Regions from separate parts of the Homo sapiens genome. Here region 2 is linked to region 1. A link is an interaction called in ENCODE POLR2A ChIA-PET data of the cell type or tissue named here. Cell type or tissue: PC-9. All regions are shown on one strand.

The links. ChIA-PET counts read pairs that join two places held together with the same protein. Peaks named below come from ENCODE experiments on the same cell type or tissue, not always from the same donor. Only the 100,000 strongest peaks of a DNase experiment are listed, where the experiment ranks them.
Region 2: POLR2A ChIA-PET joins it to region 1 with 11 read pairs; 2 of 35 experiments call an interaction of 5 or more read pairs at or near these places.

Annotation. Positions count from the first base shown.
Region 1 is chr17:50,060,321-50,068,320 of GRCh38, forward strand. It overlaps ITGA3 (integrin subunit alpha 3), which reads left to right. Exons shown (of 26, transcript NM_002204.4): 2 at 3,757-3,884; 3 at 4,208-4,287; 4 at 7,736-7,985. Among named protein-coding and RNA genes, the nearest start is that of ITGA3, 8.2 kb to the left of the region's middle. RefSeq lists enhancers at 1,832-2,332, 2,333-2,833, 3,788-4,987. In PC-9, no CTCF peak of the experiment used is centred here; DNase peaks (open chromatin) are centred at 2,281, 3,441, 4,191, 4,561 and 2 weaker places; H3K4me3 peaks cover 4,967 bases; H3K27ac peaks cover 8,000 bases.
Region 2 is chr17:50,506,718-50,514,717 of GRCh38, forward strand. It overlaps MYCBPAP (MYCBP associated protein), which reads left to right and starts at 1,722. Exons shown (of 19, transcript NM_032133.6): 1 at 1,722-2,033. The coding sequence starts at 1,958. RefSeq lists silencers at 1,428-1,717, 4,689-4,778 and enhancers at 1,738-1,797, 1,818-1,947, 4,389-4,588. In PC-9, no CTCF peak of the experiment used is centred here; DNase peaks (open chromatin) are centred at 4,524 and 5,184; H3K4me3 peaks cover 1,685 bases; H3K27ac peaks cover 1,227 bases.

The DNA.
Region 1 (8,000 bases):
GAATCTTACAGGCTGCTTCTCTGAGCATTACCCCACCCCAGTGCCCCCAGGGGCCTTCTCCTCTTTGAGGTGAGCCAACCTGGTACCCTGAATTCTCCTGGGTACTGTGCCGCGCCCTTCTTTGATTCTTCTGCTTTCTCCTTGGCTGTTCCATTAGCTCTGAACTGCCCCAAGGGGAGTGATAGGGCAGGGGTAAGGAAGGGCTTTTTCGGAACTTGGAGCTCAAGGGGCTCCGCAGAGGCCAAGAGGGGCTGTTTGGCTGGAGCCAATGGGAGGGTGAGGAGGCAGCTGTTGGAAAGCCCTTGAGTAGTCACTTCACCCATCCCACTCCATCTGGGGGGCTGGGGGTCTCTGCTCCCCCCAGTCCAGCCTGACTCCAGGAGAGGGGCAGTCCCATCTCCTATCTTCCTTGCTCTAAGAGCTCCATCTAGGCATCCCTCCACCTACTCTCCCTCCTTCTGGCTGCAGCTGAGGGGATGGGTTCAGTACTGCTCTGGAAGGGGTCAGCTTTTGGATTTTGTGATCTGGACCAGACCTAAAAGCAGGTGGCTGGCAGAATTGCTCATTTGTGTACTAATTTGCATTTCATTTGCATACAGTAAGGTCCCTCTCACCTTCAGGATTCTCCAACCCCCTCCGCACACACCTGGGTGTGTGTGGCTGGAGGAAGCTGGAACCACCCTCTGCACACCCGCCTTCCCCCATCCATGTGCAGGCCTCTGGCTGTAGACCCATTGGATCCTGGGCTGGGAGCCAGAGGGCCTTAAAGGGCCTCTGAGTGGGCCAAGTGGAAGCTAAAAATACTCTGGGGGGGTGAAGCGGGGGCTCACTCTGGAATCTCTGAGGAGGGAGGGGCCTGGGATGTAGGGCTGGGATTAGGGCACTGGCCCTGCCCTGCCCTCTATCAGTAGGCATAAGGCTGGTTCCAGGCAACAGGCAGGAGGGTATTGGTGGTAAGGGGAAGTATTTCAATCTGATTGACATGCGTGCCCAGCTCTGCCTGCTCAGTACCTTGGGAAGTTCAGAGGAGGGAGTCCCTTAGCCCCTTCCTGGCTGAGTTGAGGGGGCTGGGAGGGCATGGAGACCCTTTTGCTCAGCTGCCTCCTGTATGACAACATGGGCAGGGCAGCAGCAGCAACAAGGGGGCAACACTTCCATTACAGGCGTGCCCAAGGCCCGGCCTCCCACTGAGGCCCGGACCCCTTAGTGTCACTGTAGAAAATTCCCAACCTCCACCTCCAGCCAGATCTGAGCCCCCGCTGTAGAGTGACTCTAGCTGCCAGCGCTCCCACCCTGACCCCAGTGATCACCTGGTATCCTCAAGCCATGGAAGTCTTCCTATGTCTCCCTGCTGATCTCTCTAAACCACCAAAGGAGTCTCTTCTTTTCCCTCTGCTCCAGGTTCCCTAACATGCCAGGGCAGAAATTCCTGGGTCCAGCCAGGCACGGTGGCTCACGCTTGTAATCCCAGTAACTTGGGAGGCCGAGGCGGGTGGATCACCTGAGGTCAGGAGTTCGACATCAGCCTGGCCAATATGGCGAAACCCCATCTCTAGTACAAATACAAAAATTAGCTGGGCGTGGTGGTGCATGCCTGTAATCCCAGCTACTTGGGAGGCTGAGTCAGGAGAATCACTTGCACCCGGGAGGCGGAGGTGGCAGTGAGCCGAGGTTGTGCCACTGCACTCCAGCCTGGGTGACAGAGCAAGACCCTGTCTCAAAAAAAAAAAAAAAAAGAAAGAAAAAAAGAAATTCCTGGGTCCCTGGAGGGAGGGCTGGAGGCATGCTAGACCAGTCCTGATGCCACAACAAATCGGAACAACAATGCTCACATTAGCTATGGCTTCATATCAGAACACCTTTTTGTAGAATAGACCTATTTGTTCCTCTAGCAACCCTGGAGGTCAGCAGGAGAGGGGCTGCCCCCATTTTACAGATGGGGCACTCAGGGCTCAGAGAAGGAAAGGAAATTGCCCCTTCAGGCAGAACAAACCCTAGACCCAGGTCCGTGGGTTCTCAGGCTGAGATGCTCCTTTCCCGCAGGCTGTGGGTCCCTTCTCTCATCTGTCAGGCACGCCAGAGAGCGGATGTCCATGGGTGGTCAGGCAGTGGACTCATCGAGGCCTTCCCAGCCCAGAGAGAAGTGACTCTCCAGGCCTGGCTGCCACCCTGGCCCCCTGCCAGCCTCCCTGGCCAGGAAGCTTCACCCCTTCTCCCAGGAACACTTCCCCAGGGTGAGGTCTGAGCTGTTGTCTTGAAGTATAGGCAAGGTCCCACCCCCTTCCCAGCACCCGCAGGCAGTACATTCCTGACTCCCAGTGGGTGGAGATACCCCAGGCCCTGGCATGCCCAGGCCCTGCACTGCCCTGCCCTGCCCAGCCCACTCCCTGTAGCCCACACTCACAGGTCCCAGGCAGAAGCTACAGGCGTGGCTGTTGCTTGGCACTTCCAGACTGGCAGGAGGCCCAGAGCCCAAGTTCTGAGCTGGGAGCTGTAGAGTGATAGAGTTGCTGGGGCCAAATGGTGGGGCACCTGGGAGGTGCCTGCCACCCGAGAAGGCCAGGGCCATCAGGATTGAGCAGGGGCTCCTGGCAGAACATTTAGAGGCTGCAGGGAGGTGATGTGGGGAGAAAATCTGCTAAAACTGAGTTCTCAAACTGGGGTGCACCAGATTCCACCAGATGGTGTGTTGTGGGCAGAGGAATCTACCTTTTTAACAAAGATCCCCGGGGTTTCTGATGGCCCAAGGCTTGTCCTCTAAGATGGCATTTCAGGGCCAACCCCTGCCTCTTTCTGCTCCAGCCACCCCTCTGGTATGGGACGGGTTGCCAGGGTCCTAAGCATCCTTGCAGGAACTTGCTGTCTGCATCCCCAAAGATGGATTCTGGGCAGGCTGGGAGCAAGGCAAGAGCCCTTTCCCTCCCCACCTGCTGCCCACCCACTGGGAACTCTGCTCTGGGGCCACATTGTCCAAAGTGTCAGGTACTTATCCCAACCCCTACCTGTGTGCCTGTCTTAAGGTAACTGGGGAAGGATGTTGGACATCACCCAGGTCGCTTAGGGGCCCAGGTCTCCAAGATCTGAGTCTCCACATGGCTTCAGGAGGAAAAACCCAGCGTTCTGACAACCCAGTCCCCTAAGTTCTCCCCTCTGAACCCCCAGAATTTGAACTCTCTGCCAGGATTCCTCATCTTGCTCTCTTCTGGTCTACCTTCATCTCAAAGGCCAAAGCATTCCTTCCAAAACTGAGATCTGGCCATGTCATGCCCCTGCCTAAAATCCCTCTGTGGTTCCCCTAAGGACCTTCCCAGCCTGCCTTTGTGTGCCTCCCCAGAGGCTCCTGGACTCCAGCTATGCTGAGGGCCTTGCAGGTCTCTGATTCACCCTGCTGGCTCTTGCTTCCTGGCCCTGCACATGTGTGCCTTTGCCCAAGTGCTCTTCCTCCCCTTCTTCACCTGGAGAACCCTGGTGATTGTCCTCAGACTCAGATTAGGTCACCTCTTCTGCTGGCCTCCATCACTGCCCCCTCAGCCCTGAGCCTGGGCTACTGTGCTCCCTGCTTCCCACTCCCGGGGCACTTCCTTCTAGTGTCTTTTTTCCTTGCCTGCCTTACCCTACACTGGGCACTTCTGGAGGGCAGGAGCTGGGGGTCTCCTGGCACCAAGAATCTGTAAATGTATGTTGAATAAATAACAAGTTGTTCCAAGTGGGGCTTGGGGAGTCTGAACCCGGACCCACCTCCGTCCCTATCCCCAGGCTCCTGGCTGGTGCCCCCCGGGAGCTCGCTGTGCCCGATGGCTACACCAACCGGACTGGTGCTGTGTACCTGTGCCCACTCACTGCCCACAAGGATGACTGTGAGCGGATGAACATCACAGTGAAAAGTGAGGGGAAGGGGCTGGGGAGGGGTGCTGGGTCAGAGGTCTGGCAGGGGGGTACCGCAGAGAGAATGGCCTGGAGGAGATAGAAGGCTTGTTCACACGGCTTCTAGTCGCTTCTTGTCCAGCTGGGAAGAGGGTGCCCTAGAGGAGAGTGGGGCTGGATGGGATTGGTAGAGCTCAGAATAATGACGAGCTGGAGAAGGGGAGTTGGGAGGGCTGCCCTGTGGGTGGAGGGCCCAAGCGGGACCCACTCCTGCCCTCTGGAGACTTTGGGCACTGAAGTATGGGTGAGGTGCTCTGATTCATGATCCTTCCGGTGCCCACAGATGACCCTGGCCATCACATTATTGAGGACATGTGGCTTGGAGTGACTGTGGCCAGCCAGGGCCCTGCAGGCAGAGTTCTGGTAAGTGGGTGCTCAGTGTTGGCTCCTCCACCTCTACCCGGCTCTCCCCTCATCTCCAGAGCTGGGAGGAAAGAAGAGGGCAGCAGGGGGGTCCACGGCGCGTGTGTGCTGGGGCCTGCACACATGTCCCTTCCTGTGGCTGTGTGTCCCTCGCTCTCTGCACTCCTGGGGAGGGGGTGAGTATCCTGTGCTCTCCCAAACCCCCGCACGGCCTGAGTTCTCTGACTCATCCACTTCCTCCGCATGCCTACACTGGGTGCTCAGCCTTCGTGGGAACAAGCCGAGGGAGCCGAGGGAACTGCAAGGAGGAGAAAGGGCAGAGAGGGCCCCAGGCAGCTCAGCGCTGGCTGGCGCTCCTTCCTGGGAGGCTGACTGCCGGAAGAGGCCCAGCCCTGCTGACCCCGGCTCACCCAGCTCTGGTCTGGGGGCTAATCAAATGTGTCACCTCCTGCCCACATTCTATAGTGGCAGCCCCTGAGTTCTCCATTTCTGGGTCCCAGATAGACATTTCCCCCCGCATTTTTTTCTCTCTCTGTCTCTTGTTGTTGTTGTTATATTCCAAAAAGGATTTTGATTTTATTGCTTCACACACAGAAGAGTTCTGGTTAAGGCTTGCCTTGCTCCTGGTGCTCATATGATGCCACCAGGATGTGATTTATCTCAAGCACTTAACTCTGTGTTCTTCGTGTTGCCTCCATTCTTTGATAGGCATTCTTTTCGTAGTGCCAAGATGAATGCAACAGCTTCAGCTTTATCTTCTTTGACCTTCAAGTTCTATAGTCCCAGTAGATATCTGACTACAACTCATTAGCTCTGACTATTTCAGGTACTCCTCTCTGAAACAATTACTGTGACCAAGAGAATGCAATACTTATACTTTCTTCAGACATGAATTATCAGTATCCAGATAGGCACATAAACTCAGTCTTAGAATGTGTTGCTTTGATGTCAGGTTTTTCTCTTGCCTTGATAGTTCCACATGGCTGGGGAAGCCTCACAATCACGGTGGAAGGCAAGGAGGAGCAAGTCCCATCTTACGCTGATGGCAGCAGGCAAAGAGAGAATGAGGCTGTCTCTCTCTCTCTCTCTCTCTCTTTTCTTTTCTTTCTCTTCTTTCTTCTTTCTTTCAAGATAGAAGACTCCCAGCTGGGTGTGGTGGTTCACGCCTGTAATCCCAGCACTTTGGGAGGCCGAGGCCGGTGGATCATGAGGTCAGAAGTTCGAGACCAGCCTGGCCAATATGGTGAAACCCTGTCTCTACTAAAAATATAAAAAATAAGCCGGGTGCAGTGGTGCCCGTCTGTTGTCCCAGTTACTTGGGAGGCTGAGGCAGGAGAATCGCTTGAACCTGGGAGGTGGAGGTTGCAGTGAGCCAAGATCACACCACTGCATTCCAGCCTGGGTGACAGAGCGAGACTCCATCTCAAAAAAAAAAAAAAAAAAAAAAGACTCCATCTCTCAACCAGGCTGGAGTATAGTGGTGCCATCTCAGCTCACTGCAGCCTTGACTTCCCAGACTCAAGCGACCCTCCAGCCTTAGCCTCCCAAGCTAATTTTTAAAGTTTTTATAGAGACAGGGTCTGACTGTGTTGCCCAGGCTGGTCTCAAACTCCTGGGCTCAAGTGATCCTCCTGCCTTGGCCTCCCAAACTGCTAGTGCTAGGATTTCAGGCGTGAGCCACCGTATGTGGCCCCATTTTTCTTTTTCTTTCTTTTTTTTTTTTTTCTCTTAGAGATGAGGTCTGGCTCTGTCACCCAGGCTGGAGTGGGTGACATGATCATAGCTCACTGTAGCCTTGAACTCCTGGGCTCAAGTGATCCTCCTGCCTCGGCCTCCCAAGTAGTTGGGATTATAGGCAAGAGCAACAATGCCTGGCTTTTTTCTCATTTTAAAATTTGATGTGGCCAGGCTCGGTGGCTCATTCCTTTGGGATGAGGCAGGAGGATCGTTTGAGCCTAGGAGTTTGTGATCAACCTGGGCAACACGGCAAAATTCCATCTCTACCAAAAATATATAAATTAGCCCGGCATGGTGGTATGCGCCTGTAATCCCAGCTGCCTGGGAGGCTGAGGTGGGAGGATCACTTGAACCCCGGAGAGAAAGGTTGGAGTGAGCTGAGATCATGCCACTGCACTCCAGCCTGGGTGACAGAGTCAGATCCTGTCTCAAAAAGGAAAAAATTGATGTAATGTTTACATACAGTGAAATGTACAGATTTCAAACTTCAATGAATTTTTACAAATGTATGTACCTGTATAACCAAAGATATATCTTAAAATCACTCCAGAAGGTGCCCTTGTAACCCCTTCTAATCATTTGCCACCCCATAAGCCACCACTGCTGGGATTTCTGTCACCTTTGAACACTGTTTTAAGCTCCAGGTTGGCATCAGTTCACTGAAATGCCTTTTTGATAACCCTGTTATGGATGGCTGTGGTCTAGGAGCCCATTTAAAGTGATTCTGCACCCTGGATCCTTTAGCAGTTATTTACTCACTGTTCATTCAACAGATATTTGGTGAGCCCCTACTGTGTACCAAACACTGTGCTATTCCTAGAAGCTTAGCAGTGACTAAGACAGGCTCAGGTAACATGCTGGTGGAGCTCACAGCTAGAAGGGACCACAGAAAGCAAGTAAACAAGAACCAGGGCCTACTTCTGGACTTTGCCTGTCTCCAGGCTGTTTTAAGTCACCCTATTCTGGCCCATCAGTTTGCCCAATAAATATATACTGAGCAGCTAAAGTGCACCCAGAGAGGCTGCGCATAGATTCTCCCCTCCGTGAAGCAGCACAGCATGTGCTTAAGAGCTCAGATTTTGGAAGGAGACAGCCTTGGTTTGAATATTCTCTGCCTCTCTCTAGATATGAGATCTTATGCAGGTTACTGAGCTCTCCATGCCTCAGTTTATCTAAAATGGGGGAAATAATCATTCCTACACCATAGGGTCACTAGCAGGCTTAACACTTAATATGTGAGGAGTTCAGAATTGTGCCTGGCATATAGGAAGCACTCATGAAGTGTTAGCTGCTGCTATTATTATTACCGTCATTGTAATTATTATTTTAATAATGGTCCTTTCATTAAGAGGACAGGGTCATCTGGAGATGGCAGAGCAGCAAGTCCCTTAATCTCTCTGTTACTAACCCCTTCTAGACCAAGAGCCTGAACCCCACAGTCTCTCATCCTTCCCTGCTTTCCCTTTGCTGAGATCTCTAAGCCACTCTCAGATCCACACTTTACAGCTTTCCAAAAAGTGTTCCTGACCCTCAGAGCAGATTTCTGAATTCTGGAAAGGAGATGCAGGTTTAAGTATCACTGGGAGAAGGAGAAGCCAGGAGATCTCCTTTGACTCCTGTTTGGCAAAGCCAGAGGCTTACAGGGTAAAAGAGACAGCTGACCCGGGTCCCTGTGCCTGACTAAGGCTGCCTGTGTTTGGGGGGTCCCCAGGTCTGTGCCCACCGCTACACCCAGGTGCTGTGGTCAGGGTCAGAAGACCAGCGGCGCATGGTGGGCAAGTGCTACGTGCGAGGCAATGACCTAGAGCTGGACTCCAGTGATGACTGGCAGACCTACCACAACGAGATGTGCAATAGCAACACAGACTACCTGGAGACGGGCATGTGCCAGCTGGGCACCAGCGGTGGCTTCACCCAGAACACTGTGTACTTCGGCGCCCCCGGTGCCTACAACTGGAAAGGTGGGGACCATGGGG
Region 2 (8,000 bases), 450 kb after region 1:
TCAAGACCAGCCTGAACAACATAGCAAGACCCTGTCTCTACAAAAAATTTAATAATTAGCTGGGTGCAGTGGCACATGCCTGTAGTCCCAGCTACTCGGAAGGCTAAGGCAGCAGGATCATTTAAGCTCAGGAGTTTGAAGCTGCAGTGAGCTATGATTGTGCCACTGCACTCCAACCTGGGCAACAGAGTGAGATACTCGCTAAGAAAAAGAAATACATACATATTCATTTAACCCTGGCAGTGGCCTTGTGAGAGCAGCATTATGACCTCCATTTTATGTATGTATATATGTATGTATGGATGTATGAGATGGGGATCTCACTTTGTTGCCCAGGCTGGAGTACAGTGGTGCAATCAGAGCTCACTGCAGCCTGGACCTCCTGGGCTCAAGCAATCTTCCTGCCTTAGCCTCCAGAGTAGCTAAGACTACAGGTGTGGGCCACCAAAGCCAGCTAATTAAAAAAAAATTTTTTTAGGCTAGGCACGGTGGCTCACGCCTGTAATCCTAGCACTTTGGGAGGCCGAGGCGGGCAGATCACGAGGTCAGGAGTTCGAGACCAGCCTGACCAACTGGTGAAACCCCATCTCTACTAAAAATACAAAACTTAGCCAGGCATGGTGGCACTCGTCTGTAATCCCAGCTACTCAGGAGGCTGAGGCAGGAGAATCGCTTGAACCTGGGAGGCAGAGGTTGCAGTGAGCCGAGATGGCACCACTACACTCCAGCTTGGGCACAGAGCAAGACTCCGTCTCAAAAAAAAAAAAAAAAAAATTTTTTTTTTTTTTTAGAATGGAGTCTCCCTACGTTGCTCAGGTCAATTTTGAACTCCTGGCCTCAACCAATCCTCCTGCCTCAGCCTTCTAAAGCACTAGGATTGTAGGCCTGAACCACTGTGCCCAGCAGAGAAAACCGGCTCTCTAGGTCAAGGCATTGGCTCAAGAACACACAGCTAACAAGCCGACATAGCTGGGATTAGAACCCAATTGTCTGGCTCTAGAACCCCTTCACTATTTGAGGTACAATTTACTGCCTGACTACTAGTGCTAAACTTTGGGTTGGGGGCAGGGCCTGAGGCAGCTCCTGCTCTCATACATTCTGAGAGCCAGTTTGACAATAGGCAACTACACAAAAAACCGAAATAATCCCAGAATGCCTCAGGGCTCCAGGGGAAGGCGAAAAAAGCGGGTGCGTTTATAAACTTAAAATAATCAGAGGCAGCATCTCCAAGGACTGTGAGAATGCCCCAAGTCAGGGCAAAAGTTTTGGCTGGTTTGGGAAGTGATGAAAGGCCAAAGTGGCTGCAGCGAGCGTGGACCCGGGAGGTCTCCAGGCGCGTTGGTGCGAGTTGGGGACGGCAGGCAGGGACACCTAAAACCTACGGTACGCCACGAAGGGGTTTCAGCACGTCCTGAAAGGCCCGATCCCCCCCCAGAACCGCTGTGAGGGGGGCAGAGGGAGGTCCCTCGACAGGATGTGGCCTTAGTCGAGGAAGGCGGGAAGCAGGGGCTGGCACCCCCGACGCCCCACCCGCCCCCCGTGGCCTAGCAGCAGGGCGGGGCGAGGCGGGTCATGCACCCCTACCAGCCAGCCACTCCCACCCAGCCCTCGGCTCCCGCAACTCGCGGGGGTCCTCGCCCGGGTCCCCCGCCCCGCCCCGCCCGGCTGGTGACGTCACGGCGCTCGTCGGCGCCGCCTGTGGCGTCACAGGCCGGGCCCGCAGGGCTTTCTAGGGGTCCGTCGCTCTTGAAGCCGCCGGCGGCGGGCGCGTGCGCGGCCCGATGAAGAAGGAGGTTTCCAAGCCGTCTCCGCCCAAGTTGATCGGTGGATGCGCGCCCCCGCGCGGGGCACCGGTTGCTGTGGACGCAGTGGCGGCCGTTGGCTGGCGGGTGCGGCGCAGCCTCGGTGTCTCTGGGCCGGCGGTGCAGGGCAACGTTTCATGGTGCCGGGCGGCACCATGAAGTCTCTAAAGAAGGATTCCCGCCTCAGAATAACTCCGACCAGATTATTAGAGGCCTCAGAGAATGTCAAAGGTTGGCGCTGGCTGCCTTGGGCGCTCGGGAGAACCCGAGAGGGGAAGCGGTCCCCGGAAAGAGTTCAGGACACGGGGCCTGGAGGATGGGGATGGCACCAGGGATGGAGGAAAGATCACGGGGAAGTGGGGTACTGGGCATAGGACCCTTAGGGATGGGGGGCAAGGCAGGAAGAGCCTACAGCGCACTGGGCCTTGGGGATGGGGACATAGGAAGTGGGAGACTGACAGAGGGGCCTCAGGGACCACTGGCTGGGGAGATGGCCTTGCGCTACCTCTAACCACATCTTAGGGTGGCATGCAGGAGGCAGGATCCCCGGACTGGATGAAGTGCAGAAGAGCCAGGAAAGAGTTTAAGGGTAGAAGGGCCAGGAATTGGGGTCCTTGGGAAGAGGAAAGAATGAAGTGTTGAAACCAGCCACCTTGATGGGATTATTTGGTAGAGGAGGGTCGGGGAGCGGGGCAGGCGTCACTTAGGATTCCTGCTGGAAAAACCCAGAAGAAAGGCCTTGCTTGGCTAGTTCTCTTTTTGACTGCCTTTTCCTACCACGTGCACTTTCCAGCTGGATGACACTTATCCAGCTCCTTTAGCCTGGAAAGAATCGCTAGATATGACTGCTTCCTACCCTCTACAGCTTTCTTCTGGTTGCACCTGGGAGAGCCACAGGGCGTCTGATAGCGGACTGACTTCCATGGACATGTTCTCACTTGCAACCCACCCCCTTTTGATCTTTTTTGGCTGTTTCCATTTATTTATTTTTAAATTTAATTTTTAGCTTTTTTTTTCTGTGTGTGTGTGTGTGTGTGTGTGTGTGTGTGTGTGTGTTTGTAAACAGGGCTCTCGCTGTGTTGCCCCAGCTAGTGTCAAATTCTTGGCCTCAAGCGATCCTCCTGCCTCGGCCTCACAGACTGCTAGGATTCCAGGCATGGACCACTGCGCCCAGCCTATTTTTGTTTACTGAGAGCTGATTTTGTGTGGTACTGTGGCTCACCAGAAGGGTATCGGTATTAACTGTGTGACCCTGGTCCTCAAGAAACTCAGTCTAATGAACACCTGGAGGAGTAACCTGACAAAGGTAGAAATACAAATGCTGTGATGTAGGTGCCCATCGGGCTTAAGGGGGCTCAGAGCACCTGAGCCAGACCAGGGATGGTTGTAGGGGTACGTCTTCTGAAGAAGGTGACATCTATGGCAGACAAGAAAAAAAAGGAGAGGTTTGCTTCTCTAGGTCTAGGAAGCAGCATGAGTTTATGGAACTGTAAATGTGGGAACCAGAAGAGGCTGCACAGGTGGGTAGGTCAGGGGCCAGACCATGAAAGGGCTTTATGTACTAGGTCAGAAAGCCTGGATGTGCTCTTGCAGGCCCTGGGGAGACCCAGCCTCAGAGTTGTGAAAGCTCATTGTGAGGAGAGGGGACCCTCAGAAAACTAACAGGAGCTTAGTCGCTTTTCAGTATGGCTTTATGTTTCTTCACGTATAAAAGTCCAACGTTGAGCCGGGCATGGTGGTGCACATCTGCAGTCTCAGCTGCTCAGGAGGCTGTGGCAGGAGGATTGTTCCAGGCCAGGAGTTTATGATCACACCTGTGAATAGCCACTGCATTCCAGACTGGGCAACACAGTGAGACCCCCATTATTAAAAAAATAAAAGTCCAATGCTGTTTTATGACATACTATATATATATATGTATGTATTTTATATATATTATGTATATGTGTATATATGTGTGTGTGTGTGTGTGTGTGTGTGTATATATATATATATATATATATATATATATATATATGTATTTTGAGACAGGGCCTCGCTCTGTCACCCGGGATGGAGTGCCGTGGTACAGTCATAGGTCACTATAGTCTTGAACTTCTGGGCTCAAGTGAACCTCCTGCCTCAGCCTCCCAAGTTGCTAGTATTACAGGTGCACACCACCATGCCTGGCAAATTTTTTTTTTTTTTTTTTTTGTAGAGACAAGTTGCCCAGGCTGGTCTTAAACTCCTGGGCTCAAGCGATCCTCCCACCTTGGCCTCCCAAAGTGCTGGGATTACAGGCATGAGCCACCGTGCCTGGCCCGTGACATACTTTTTAATAGTTGAGAGAGAGGGAATATCTGGTCTCCTTTCACAAGGGCAGTCAAGGGCTTTCCTAGCCACTGCCTCCTGCTCACATAGTTTCTGGGAGATCGTATCAGATTTGAACTGCTGTAAACAAATCAAGGAAAGATTTTTCACTGCATATTTATTTTTAATAAGCAGAAAATTTAGTTTGTTAATTAACCCTTGAGTTAAGAACATGCACCAGAGTGAGGAGGGAAAAAAAATGAAGTGTTTAGCATGCAAGATATCTTTTTAAAAATATCTCAGGGGAGCCTCTAATGTTGTAGAGCAGTACTCTCCCCCAGCCCCCATACAAGGCAGCTAATGACCCAGTGTCATTTTGTAACCTTGTGCGATGTTTCTCCAAAGTCTCTGACTCATAAGCAAAAAGGAAAGCAAAAATAGTGACTTAAACCTGTTTCTCGGGACCTGAGAGCCCTTTTGAGTCCTAGTACCCTCCCTTCCTGCTATGCACCACCTCCCCACCGCTGTCTTGTTGCTAAGAAACCAAGAACCCTCCTAGCAATATTAGATTCCCCTCCCCAACCAATTAAAGCTCTGCCCTAGTAGGGACAGCCCCTCCATGGTTCCCCCAGCCCAACCCTAAGGTCAGAATTTCCCAAAGACTTTAATCAACACTAAAAACGAATAATACTTAGATAAAACAAGAAGCAGAAGAAATAGAGTCCGGGTTTCTTCTCCCTCCATAGTTTCCCCGCTCCGTATCTCGCTTCCTACCCCCACCTGAGCACCTTGCTTCCAGCCCTCTGGTCCAGCTCCGACAAGAGACTGACTACCCCGTGCAAGCGGGGTGGTCTCTTTTACCCCTCACTGTCAGCATCAAGGGAGAAATGTCAGCTGGGTGGCTCACTAGGAGCCCTATCAGCTTGGGATTCCAGACCAAAGAACCAGAAAGAGCTGGGCCTGTATAGGCTCAGTAGTCAGACATACCTCAGCCCTGTGGAGTCTTCCTGCAGGTCCTAAAATGATCCCTGGGGCTCTTCCTTCCCTGGTCTCCCCAGCTTGCCTCTGCCTCTCCGGTCCATCTGGCTCTCTTCATCTGATGAATCATTCTGAAATGCACCTGTCATCAACTCACTCCCCTGAACCAAAGATCAGATGCCTGAGCCATGCTTTACAAAGCTGTCATGCCCTGGTTTCCCTCTCATCCCCAACATCACCACCTCTCCACCTCCCCAGCAAGTTTTCTTTTTTTTTTTTTTTTGAGACGGAGTCTTGCTCTGTCGCCCAGGCTCTGGAGTGCAGTGGTGCAAACTCGGCTCACTGCAAGCTCTGCCTCCCGTGTTCACGCCATTCTCCTGCCTCAGCCTCCCGAGTAGCTGGGACTACAGGTGCCCGCCACCACGCCTGGCTAATATTTTTGTATTTTTAGTAGAGACGGGGTTTCACTGTGTTAGCCAGGATGGTCTCGATCTCCTGACTTCGTGATCCACCTGCCTCGGCCTCCCAAAGTGCTGGGATTACAGGCGTGAGCCACCGCGCCCGGCCCCCCAGCAAGTTTTCTGTGTTATCGTGCCACTCACGTGCCATGCTCAGCCCTGCCCCTTGCTTTGCTTGGACTTTGACTTCACCTGGAGCATCTTGGTTTGCCGCTGTACCTGTGCAAAGCTTGCCTCTCCTTTGCAGCCTGCCTCAGCCTGTGGAGCCACCTCTGCAGCTGTTCCTCTGAACACTTCTTCAGAGCCCTGAACTGTGTAATCCACATGGATCTGTTCCTTTTTTGATGTCTAACCAAACCTATTGCCTGTACCGCAAATGTAGGAACTCCTCTAGCTATGATTGGTGTGTGTTCCTGTCACATTTTTCAGTACCTCAAGAGAAGGAGCCATATCTTAACCTTTTATACCATCTTTGTAGTTTATAGCACATAGAAGGGGCTTGGTAAGCACTCTCGAGGAGCAATTTAACTTTAAGATACATATATATCCCTGGGCGCACTGGCTCATGCCTCTAATCCCAGCACTTTGGGAGGCCGAGGTGGGCAGATCACCTGAGGTCAGGAGTTTGAGACCAGCCTGGCCAACATGGTGAAACCCTGTCTCTACAAAACATACAAAAAATAGTTGGGCGGCCGGGTGCGGTGGCTCATGCCTGTAATCCCAGGACTTTGGGAGGCTGAGGCAGGTGGATCATATGAGGCCAGGAGTTCAAGACCAGCCTAGCCAACATGGTGAAACCCAGCCTCTACTAAAAATACAAAAAGTTAGCCAGGCATGTTGGTGCATGCCTGTAATCCCAACTACTTGGGAGGCTGAGGCAGGAGAATCGCTTGAACCTGGGAGGCAGAGATTGCAGTGAGCCGAGATCACGCCATTATACTCTAGCCTGGGCAACAAGAGTGAAACTCCATCTCAAAAAAAAAAAAAAAAAAAAAAGCTGGGCATGGTGGCGCATGCCTGTATTCCCAGCTACTCGGGAGGCCGAGGCAGGAGAATCACTTGAGCCCGGGAGGCGGAGGTTGCAGTGAGCTGAGATCACACCACTGCACTCCAGCCTGGGGGACAGAGTGAGACTCCATCTCAAGAAAAAAAAAAAGATGTATATATCATTTTAATGAATATTTTAATAACTAGAACATACCACTCCCTGACTGTATGCAGTAACAGAGCATTTATTGGACTACATTAAAGATAACTTTCTCAGAATAACCTTAGACCAGAGTTTTACTATTTCAATCTAAAGCAAACATGAAAGATTAGCTTCTCTATCACTGAAGGGATGGGAGCTTTGGCCCCCAAAAATCTTCGGCAGTGTTGAAAGTTTCTATTGACACGTGGTAATTGTGCACCCACCAGTAAAAAGCACACATCTGGAGACGTTTAATCACTTGGAAAGATGTCAACCCAGCCAAGGTTATGGATAAAGGAAGCAAATGTCCTAGAAAGTACAGATAATACCAAAATATTTACAAAAACAGACCTTCAGCTGATCTCAGTTCTCATAGGCTGCCACCCACTTTGGTGAGTTTGTGTAGAAGGGAGAAGGGAGGTAGAAATCAAAGCCCAAGGCTGCATCCCCACACATGGCGGCAGATGAGACTGGAACTCGGGGTTCAGCCGGCAGCCCTGCATGTGTGTTTGTGTGCACAGAGCCATGCATTTAACAGACAGATACTTCCAAACCTCTGCTGACCCCATTACAGAAACAGACTGTGGATGATAGGCTGAATTTATTATTTTTTCTAATAGAAAAACAAAAATTATTTTTAAGGATAGGTTCTCCTGTGTTGCCCAGGCTGGTTTTGAACTCCTGGCCTCAAGCAATCCTCCCATCTCGGCCTCTCAAAGTGTTGGGATTACAAGCGTAAGCCACTGCACCTGGCCAACAGGCTGAATTTAGAACTATGTTTGGAATGATTTTGGTGTGAGTTTTTTTGGCCACCAACTCTATGGAAATTTCCTAAAAAAAGTTGGATTTTGTTAACCAAAACACCTGCCTTTATGTTTTCGTGATATTGCCTCTTAAAGATTACGGTGCTGTAAGAAGCAGTGGATAAAACCAAATTTTGTTTTAAACTCCCTAAAGGCCTCAGGACTTAGGTTTTCTTTTGATTGTTTTATGTAGGGCCTTATATCAAACCATTCTGAACCAGAGGGAAAATGACAGGGTTGACCAGCCAGAGAAATGAGATGTGTTTGATCCTGTTAAGCCACCTCTGTGAAAGGAAGGCAGGGAGTGTGTCCTCGTTGGAGAGTGACCTGTGACCCCCTTCTGCCCCGGGTGTTGTCAATGTCATGCTGTGGCTGCCACAACGGACTCTTAAATACATTCATACACTCATCCTCAGTCATGCAGGTTTTTTTTTTTCTTAGAGACAGGGTCTTGTTCTGTCACCCAGGCTGGAGTGCAGTG